Linked DNA regions of Homo sapiens: region 2 is linked to region 1. Evidence: chromatin contacts called from ENCODE Hi-C or POLR2A ChIA-PET data. All regions are on one chromosome and are shown on one strand. The core of a region is the stretch at or near the end of the contact, and the rest is flanking DNA. Distances in the headings are between cores, read along the strand shown. Region 1 has its middle 67 kb from the start of LETR1. Region 2 overlaps LINC00924 (long intergenic non-protein coding RNA 924).

Region 1 (4,584 bases), core at 1,782-4,281:
TGAGTCTGCATCAGGAGGAGACTTATCTCCCTTTCTCTGCCTATTCTTTCCATCTCTATTCAAGATGAAATTTTAATAAATCAGATACATTCATATTAATTCAACATTCCTCTTGCTAGGTTTCTACAGAAGCTTATAATATTAATTGGGGTAGGGGCACATCATGCCGAATATTTGGAAGCTGAAACCGATAAAATGTGATGTTCTGGAATATAAACTGAATAGTAAGGAAATTATCTGGACTACTGAGTAAAACAATGAAGTTGGTTTAGGGGTGAGGAGTAAATAACGAAGTTGCTTATATTTTATTAAATCTGTATGTCCTTTGAAGTAGGTCTGGAATAACAAGTAAATACTTCTCTTTAGTTTAGTCGTTGGAATGTCGCTATTTCCTTTGAAAATTGAATGACAGACCCCAGAGAGGAAAACTGTCTGAGGAAGGCCATCTGGAAGGGCAGGAAAGAAGATCTTGGGAGAAGCTGTCAAAAACTCTCTGGATATTAGCTCCCTGTATGCAAGCCAATTTTCCCTCCCACGCTGTTCACATTGAGCTGCATGTTTACCCTCCCCTGCCCCATGCCCACCCCAGACCTTATAGAGGGGCCCGGAACCCAGGAGTCTCTTCGATGTGTGAAGAATTTAAATGTCTTGGTCAGGCCTGGGCAAAACCAGGACATCAGATTTGAGGATAGCCTTCCCTCTTGTCTGCCATGCTAAATCTCTACCCTGTCAGGAAATAAACCCAATATCATAATTCTATAACTGATTTTCCTCGGAAGGGATTACATCCAACTTGGTAACCAAGCAGTTGATACTCAGGATAGTTTTGCCTTCTAACGAATTTGTGCCAAAATTCAGAATATCACATTACAGCATTTGCAAAAGAATAGTGTAAAGGCCAGAGAAAAAATGAGCAATGCAGAATATTGCTCCTTAAGTCATCAAAGAAATACAGACAATGTGTCCTATTACGACACCTCAAATACCTGTCACTAACTCCATCCAGCTGTGAGTGTTCAGGAGACAATATTAACAGATGTGTGGTTGGAAATTAGCTGTTTGGGGGGTATTTTTAATGAGATAGTTCTTTATTATTTTTTCTAGAATAAATTCCCCTTCTTTAGTTAGCCTTGATAAAACAGTGTCCAAGGTAAGTCTTGGAATCTCATCAGAAATCTCAAATGATTATTTTAGCTCTTTCAACTTTCTCCTCTTCAAAGCCATTAAACAAAGCAACTAATGAGTAAATATATAGGATGGCTTAAGATTTATTTCTTTCTCCACGGTTTATTCAGAAGTAATAAAATATTAGCAAAGGTAGCCAAGGCGGCTCATGCCAGTAATCCCAGTACTTTGGGAGTCTGAAGTTAGAAGATCACTTGAGGCCAGCAGTTCAAGACCAGCCTGGGTAACATAATGAGACCCCCATCTCTACAAAAATAAAATAAAGTAAATTCGCTGTGTGTATTGGCGTGTGCCTCTAGTTTGAGGTACTTGGGAGGCTGAGATAGAAGAATTGTTTGGGCTCCGTAATTCGAGGCTGCTGCAGTGAGCTATGATTGCATCACTGCACTTCAGCTTGAGTGACAGAGCAAAACCTTACCTTCAAAAAAAAAGGCAGAAAATAGTAAAGTTAAAGAAAAAAATGTTAATAGCCAAATCCCGGGTTGATTTTCATAGATTGAAAACTCAATTTTAGAGGAAAAGAAGGGTCAACTGAATCTTCTGTGTGTCAGGTGCTCACTTAATCTTCCCAATGGAGTCAGTACCTATGAAGTACAAATGAGGTGCCAGAAAGCTGCTATGTTCCAGAACCAAGTCTTTTCTTTGAAAGACTAAATTCTCTGCTTTGTCCCTGCTGCTTTGAGAGTTTGGTTACGTATATGATAAGGCCGTGTAATAATCTTGACATCTATGACTTCTATTTGAAGAACACAACTATGCATCTTTTCTGCATCCTAATAGAAGCAGACCTATTCAGAGACAAGAGTCTTTGTGCATAGTTTCAACTTTCATGCACTTTAGTCACCTGTTTTTTTTTTTTTTTTTAAGGCAGATTTTGACTCCAAAAGTCCAGGATGGGGCCTGAGGTTCTGCATGTCTAACAATTTCCCAGCTGATGCCAAAGCTGCTGATCAGAGTCTACACCTTAAGAAGTAAGGACTGTCAGAGAGCAGTGAGCTGAAGTGCCAGGGTAGAGACTTGGGATAAGGGGCCAAAAGGACTGGCTTCTGTCAAAGTTAAAACTTGGCGCCCCTAGGGAAATTCCTTCAGTGGATTGTGGAGCCATTTGCAAAACAAGGGCTAGTGTAGTCCTCTGGTTGGCTTTTTCACCAGCAGGCTTGAGGTTCTCTACCCATACACAGCTCTCCTGAAGTCCACCGCTGTTTTGTTTGGACAGGCTGGTCTCAAGTCTGAGCTTGCACACAAAGAGCTTATCACCAACACTGGCCTTTCTCTGGCAGCTGTTTTCCTTCCGAGTCCCAGGGCTCTAGTCTGAGGGCAGGAAAAAGGCTTGCTGGAGAAAGAAGGGGTGCTATCAGCAAGCTGTGGTAGATGCCTGGCTTCAAGACCTTGCGGGGGAGTACCTCTCCCACACATACCTCCTTACACACACCCCAAAGATCAGCTTCTCCACTATGTCCTTGCCCTAGAATAAGTATGAAATAAGCAGTTTGATAAATCTATCGGTTTTGTCCATAAAAGCTGGCGAAGAAGCAGAGACTAAATTACTTCCTATAATAAAACAAGGAATTTCTATAAATTACAAGGACTGAATGTCAAGTCCTACAGAAAAACCTGCTCATGGGCATATGTGTCCGTGATGGAACAACACATATCCCACCAGCATGAGGTCAGGCATATGAAATCAGTATGAGGTATATGAGTGCCACATCTAGGAGAACTGATAAAAATCAGAGTCGTTGTCAGCTGTGTAAATTGAGAGGAAAAGGCGCCTTCAGCGACTTCCTTTGGGGAAGGCTTGTTTTGTGCTGGTGAACTGCTCCCCCTGGTGGATCAGAAATCGTCATGGTCGGGATTCCATTCTGAAGGGAGCAAACATGCTCTGGAGAAAACTGGGCAGTTGCAGGTATAGAGATATCCTCCCAAAAAAAGCTAATTTCTGAGCCCCCAGAAATACATTGAATACCTTCTGGGACCCTAACTGAGTCTTAGTGTGGCCATGATGTGAATTGCAAAGTTTGTCTTCCCACATTATTGGAGTTGTCTTGTGTATTCTCATTATTATGGTTGTTTCAAAATTGTGGCTGTATATTGATTTGAGAGATACGGAAAAGTCTTAAGTCCTGTATTTTATTTTATTTCCACTTTAAAAGCAATTCTGGATATTTACAAGGGGAAAAAGACCAACAGCGAGGAGAACATTTTTCTGTGAAATCATTTGTTTCCCTTACTGTCTACTTTTAACTGCTCTCTCTGAGGTGGTCATGTCGATTGTGATTAATTTATGCCTGGGCCTCTTGTTCTACTTCCCTCAACCTAAAAATAAGTTTTGTGATTTTCTCAGGATGAAATTTCTACTTTCATTATTTATGTCAGTGCCAATAGAGATAGTTTATGTTGTTGTTTTCATTAAAGAGATTTTTTGTATGCCCTGCCATGCACAAAGAGGAGATTTTGCAGGTCAGGCAGAGATGAAAATCTCTGACAACACTCTTACTCTTTCGAACATTCTGCAATGAGGATTGCAGCTTCAGTCCAAACAGTGTATAAGCTAAATAAGGAAGTGTTTTAAATATTTATTTAACAAGACATATTTTAAATAACCTACATATGTAAATAGAGTTCTTAGCCTGTACATTATTGCCAGGTCGATTCTCATGTTCTGATATATAATTAATTACTGGTTTATTCCTCTGTAAACCGAAGCAGGGAATAATTCCGTGATGCCAGGTCACTGATGTCAGCAAAATGTAATACCCTTTGTCAGTGGGATCTGTGCAGGAGAAATTGAGACTGTAAAATCTGTGATGGTGGGTGCCAAAAGGTGTCCAAAAAACAAGTTCCTATCTCCATTTTAGTTGTTTTCTCCTGATGTGTAGACTTTTTCTCTATGTTACCTAAGTGGGATTAGAATGCACATTTTTTATGTTAATGCAAACTCAGAATGCCTATGCAGTCTAAACTATGCATTTTATAAGTCACCTAAAGTGTCATCTAAAGTAAATGCATATCATGACCATTTTAAGCAGCACTATTATATTTAGAAACAATAACAACACAAATATCAATCATTTTGGTAATTCTTGATCATTGAAAAAATGAATTTTTAAATGTTTAAGCAAAATCCACAAGTCATTTTTAACTTTTTGAGAGAAAAATATGGCGATATGTATGTATATATATATAATTTTGTTTTCACTTAAATGAGCACCTGTCTTTCAAATTACTCTACTAAAAACTTCTAAAGGGCAAAAATTCTGAACATCAAATTTGTCAAGGGTATAGATAGCCCTAGGAAAGAAAAAAGCAGGCAAAAATGTGGCACCTTTTCTCCTTAGACTTCATTTCTGATGATGTAAAATAAGTAATCATCTCCAATACCTTAGCACTTTGCTCGTT
Region 2 (4,176 bases), core at 227-2,726, 200 kb before region 1:
TTTATATGCAATTAAGTCCTCAAACGGATAGTTTCACTGCTGTTGTAATATCAAACTGTAAATATGCAATACATTGATTTTTTTTTTCCTGAAAATAGGCTCGTATTCAAACCAGAAACATTTTGTGTTCTATTCTGAGAATGTTTTTAATTATTTTAGCTAGTGGGAAAACTCTTTTCTTTGGGATAGGGATGTGGGAGGGGAACAAAAATCTGTGTTCTGGACCTTAGGGAGTGCTGTGGTAATTCAGTTTCTGAGGTCTTCAGGAAGCCGGGCTTAGGAGTTGATTCCCTTTTATGGCTAAATAACTCTTATGAATTTGTCTTTTCAAAGTCCACTGGAAACTGGAAAGAGGAGCATGATTACAGAAAGCTGCAGCTGTGAATATTTGCAGAGCAGCTTAGTTTCCCATCTCTATCAATTCTCTCTCCCCTGCCCCCACCTCCAGCAACTAATATCTTAGCATCTTATGGAGTAATATGATAGAACTGTCAAGAATGAATGAGGACTTTGGGCCGTATTAATTCCCATCAACAAACTAATGTCTAATGTTTTGTAGGCTACAGATAAGAAGTTGACCACTGCATTACATTTGTCAATAATTTTTGCATTTTCTAGGGTTAGGTTCATGGAAGGAATTTTTTCCTGATGGTGGTGAGAACGCTGTCAAGATTTTGTTGCTCAAATAAGATCAGAACATGCATTTGTTGTTTGCACACTTTTTCCTGGAAGAAAATGGAGGGGAACTATAAACAAGCAGAAAGGTGGAAAAATGCAAATGCTGGAGTTGGAGGTGGCTTATATAGGGAAGTCTCTGTATATTGAAACAAATCAGGGAGACTGGGCCAGGCCAGGCAAGAGAGGACAGCACATTCTCATCTTTTACTTCTTCTGAAATTGGAAGTACAAGATTCTGAAATTCTGGTAGATTAAACGAGAACGACAAGCATCTTTTTGCCTCAAGAAATTTAATGTTTTGTAGCCATAGGGCAGGATTCCGATACCATACTGTATTATCACAAGCTAAAGTCAAAAAAGAAAGAAGTTTTGAGAATGCCTGGATTTGTATGTTTTCAATACATAATACAACTCTTTCTGTGTGAAATGAAAGGCAGATCGTGGGAAAATGTATGATTCTATTTATAGTCAAATTTAAATTATCTGATTATAAGGCAAAATTAGGACAGACTTTAAACCTGCCCTTTTAGTGTCTAATTTGCCACAAAAAATAGTAAAACTACTCACATTTGATAAGCAATCTGTCTTGTTATTTCTTATCCTATGAACTATGAAAAAGAACTAAGAAAAATTCCCCTCTTTTTTTTTTCTTTTCATAAAACTCAATCCAGGGCCTGCATATTATATTCACATTTTTTCTTGTGTGCTTCCTTTTGTATGTTTTGGCCACACTGGCGGAATTTTCTATGATAAGAGGACCACCAATCCAGTATGCATGGTGTGGGGTTGGCCCGTTGAGTGGGCCCCACTGGGCCTCCGGGGAAGAGGGCCAGGAATTCACAGGGCTTGATTACCACCGGGGCTTTTTCTGCTTTTAAGTTAACTATGTTCTTCCTGGTAAATCAACGCCTCGACTTCGGAGATTGAACATCAGCTCTGTGATTGAGCAGAAACTCTGAAAAGAAGACTTGCCAGCAATGCCTACCTGACCTTTCTCCAAACTTGTTATAAGGAAAATAAGAAGGTGTCCAGGAGAAAGGGAGTCGTTGGATGTGGAACTACTAGGGGGACTTAAATGTTTTTAAACCAGCTTCCACGGTGACATATGTAAACAGAAGTCAAAGTATCTTCATGCATACAAGATAAACATTTATCATTTAGCTTTTCATTTTGTGTCCATAACACTTGCATGTGCCTGCCATGAGTATTTTCTTTCTAAAAAGCATAAAATTAAATTTACCAGGATGCGTCCAATTGTGATTTCTCTATTTACTTCCTATGATCTAACACAATCTGGTAAATATTTATGGGACACATGTGCCATTAAAGTGGCTGGGTTATATGTTGGTGACATGAAGATAGAGTCGTTAATACTTGAGATTGGTCAAATGGCTCTGTTAGTATTCAAATTTTCTGTTCTTAACATGGTTGTTAGCATTTTCTTTTTGATAGGTTTGGTTTTATTATTGTGACCAATTTTTTATCTCTCCTTGTATCTATGGCCTATGATGTGTGATTTTCACATGTGACTTAAGGAGATAAGTATATGAGCTTATCCCCTGACTTAGGGTTACCCATATGACTTGCTGTGGCCAAAAGAATAAGGTAGAAATGAGAGCATGCCCTAAGAGGCATTGCATGGTATTGCTTTCTTTCTTATGCTTATGCTTAGCCATGAGAACATACCTGGGCAGCACTGTTTGTCCCAAGGGGAAGATGAAGAACATAGAGAACAGAATCAGCTGAGCCATCCCAGCCAAGCTTAGCTATGATCAACTATGTCCTAACTGATCTCCGGATGCATGAGTGATCATAAACCCTAGCTGTCTAAAGCCACTACCTTTTGGAATGGTTTGTTATATAGCAGTCACAATAAGATTTATTCTTTCATTCATTTATTAATTTTCAAACATCAGTTGGACACTTCCTAAGCCCCAAGTTCCGTGGCAGAGGCCTGAGATACAAAGTGCAAATTTCCAGGGAAAACAGAAAAATGGAGCAGTCAATAAAATAGATGCGCAAAGTGCTGAGATAAAAGTGTGCCTTGGGTGCTATGGTGAATCCTTAATAGGATGGTATAAGAGGCATTCTGGAAGAGGGATAATGCCACGTGAAATTTTAAAGAGTGAATAGGGATTAGGAAGGCACTAACATTGGATTTTGAAGAGAAAAAGAGTAGAAGGGCATTCTTCGCAGAGAAAGCACAATCACATTTGCAAATATCCTCGTGCTGAGAAGCAGCCTGGTGCTTTGAGGCCGCAGCAAGGCGCCTGACACAAGCAGGAACCATGCTTTGCATTTTTTTTTAACTCAACATGGTACTTAACATAGCCAAGTCAAGTATGGTCAAGGGATGGCTTGGCAGTACTATTGGGCACTGTCTTAAGTAGAAACTAGAGACAATGTCTAAGAAAAGTCACCTTAGGGATACCCAGCATCCTATGTGAATTCAGACCTAACTGCTTGAGAATGTCAAACTAAGGCAGGAAGTCTTTTGATTATTTGTGGTGTTTTTCTCTTCACTTCCTGCTTTGATCCTATAGCACAGGAACTAAAGTATTCTAAGGGAAACTACTTCCTTGGTATTTTTGGCGTGCCTCTTACCAGGAAATTGGTGGGAGTGTCAGGGGTACCCTTTTCAAGAGATTTCCATTTAAACTATGGGTGGGGGTGGGGGTGCATCCACTTCCTAACCATTTAAGGCTTTAGTCATTTGTGGTTTGCACATTTTCACCATCATAAAACTTCGTTGAGAAACAGTTAGGAAGTCCTTAAAGGTCCTATCATCACTTTATCTTAGCTGCCAAGTTATAACTCTGCCATCTATATGAAACTATGCTTTAAATAGAGAGATCTGAAACATAAGCATGTTCCAGTTGGAAAGAGGCTCTGAGGTAGATCACCTGGCAGTTTTCCCCTCATTTACCAAGTTGGAAGGAAATGCTCTGAGGAAAAAAATATATATATTGGTTCAAGGTCCCATTAATTAAGGACAAAAATGGAACCATACCCCTGGTTCCCAAGCTGGGGGTGCTTAGCACTACCCAGCTCATGGATTCTTGACTTTTTATGCAGCACACATTAAACCTGAATCATGGACAAAACTTAAACAGAGAAAAAAACAAAGTGTTTCAAATGTCTTAGAGCAAGAAACAACAAATCAAAAGAGAAAATGGCAATTGGAATCTTTAAGAACTGAAGGAATTTGCTTTTCAGGTATCAGGCTAATTTAGAATGATAAAACAATTAGTAAATTTGACATGTAGGTGTATCAAGTAGGGAAAGATACGGAAGGGGAAGAAGAGGAAAGAAGACACTACATCTTTAAATTGAATTGAATGTTCTGTGACTTTAAGTGAAAGCTCTTCTGTTGTTGGGCAAATAAATTTAAACCACTTAACATGGCAGAGAAGGTCAGGCAAGCTTATTATAGTGATCATAGCGTTACAGCTATTGCGATTGACCGCTGCTCTCTGGAATCACCAATAATCAGAGACC

What was found. Hi-C counts contacts between places; a loop is a spot of excess contacts on that map. ChIA-PET counts read pairs that join two places held with the same protein, here RNA polymerase II (POLR2A). Pooled maps may share reads with other maps.
Region 2: a map of endothelial cell of umbilical vein shows a loop between it and region 1 (5-fold over the local background). The contact joins two enhancer-like sites. A Hi-C loop is called at or near these places in 8 of 168 maps with a recorded cell type or tissue (aorta, cardiac septum, endothelial cell of umbilical vein and 4 more) and 7 of 50 pooled maps. POLR2A ChIA-PET finds 5 or more read pairs at or near these places in 1 of 52 experiments (GM12878).

What each region holds. Positions count from the first base shown.
Region 1 is chr15:95,258,043-95,262,626 of GRCh38, reverse strand. No RefSeq gene overlaps it. Among named protein-coding and RNA genes, the nearest start is that of LETR1, 67 kb to the left of the region's middle. Within about 2 kb of position 3,031, at least 8 of the 41 ENCODE cell types and tissues checked have a DNase peak (open chromatin) inside an H3K27ac peak, as active enhancers do; they include endothelial cell of umbilical vein and testis, where a contact is called at or near this core.
Region 2 is chr15:95,455,006-95,459,181 of GRCh38, reverse strand. All of the region lies in intron 3 of LINC00924 (long intergenic non-protein coding RNA 924), which reads right to left. Among named protein-coding and RNA genes, the nearest start is that of LINC00924, 24 kb to the right of the region's middle. Within about 2 kb of position 1,476, at least 5 of the 41 ENCODE cell types and tissues checked have a DNase peak (open chromatin) inside an H3K27ac peak, as active enhancers do; they include endothelial cell of umbilical vein and testis, where a contact is called at or near this core.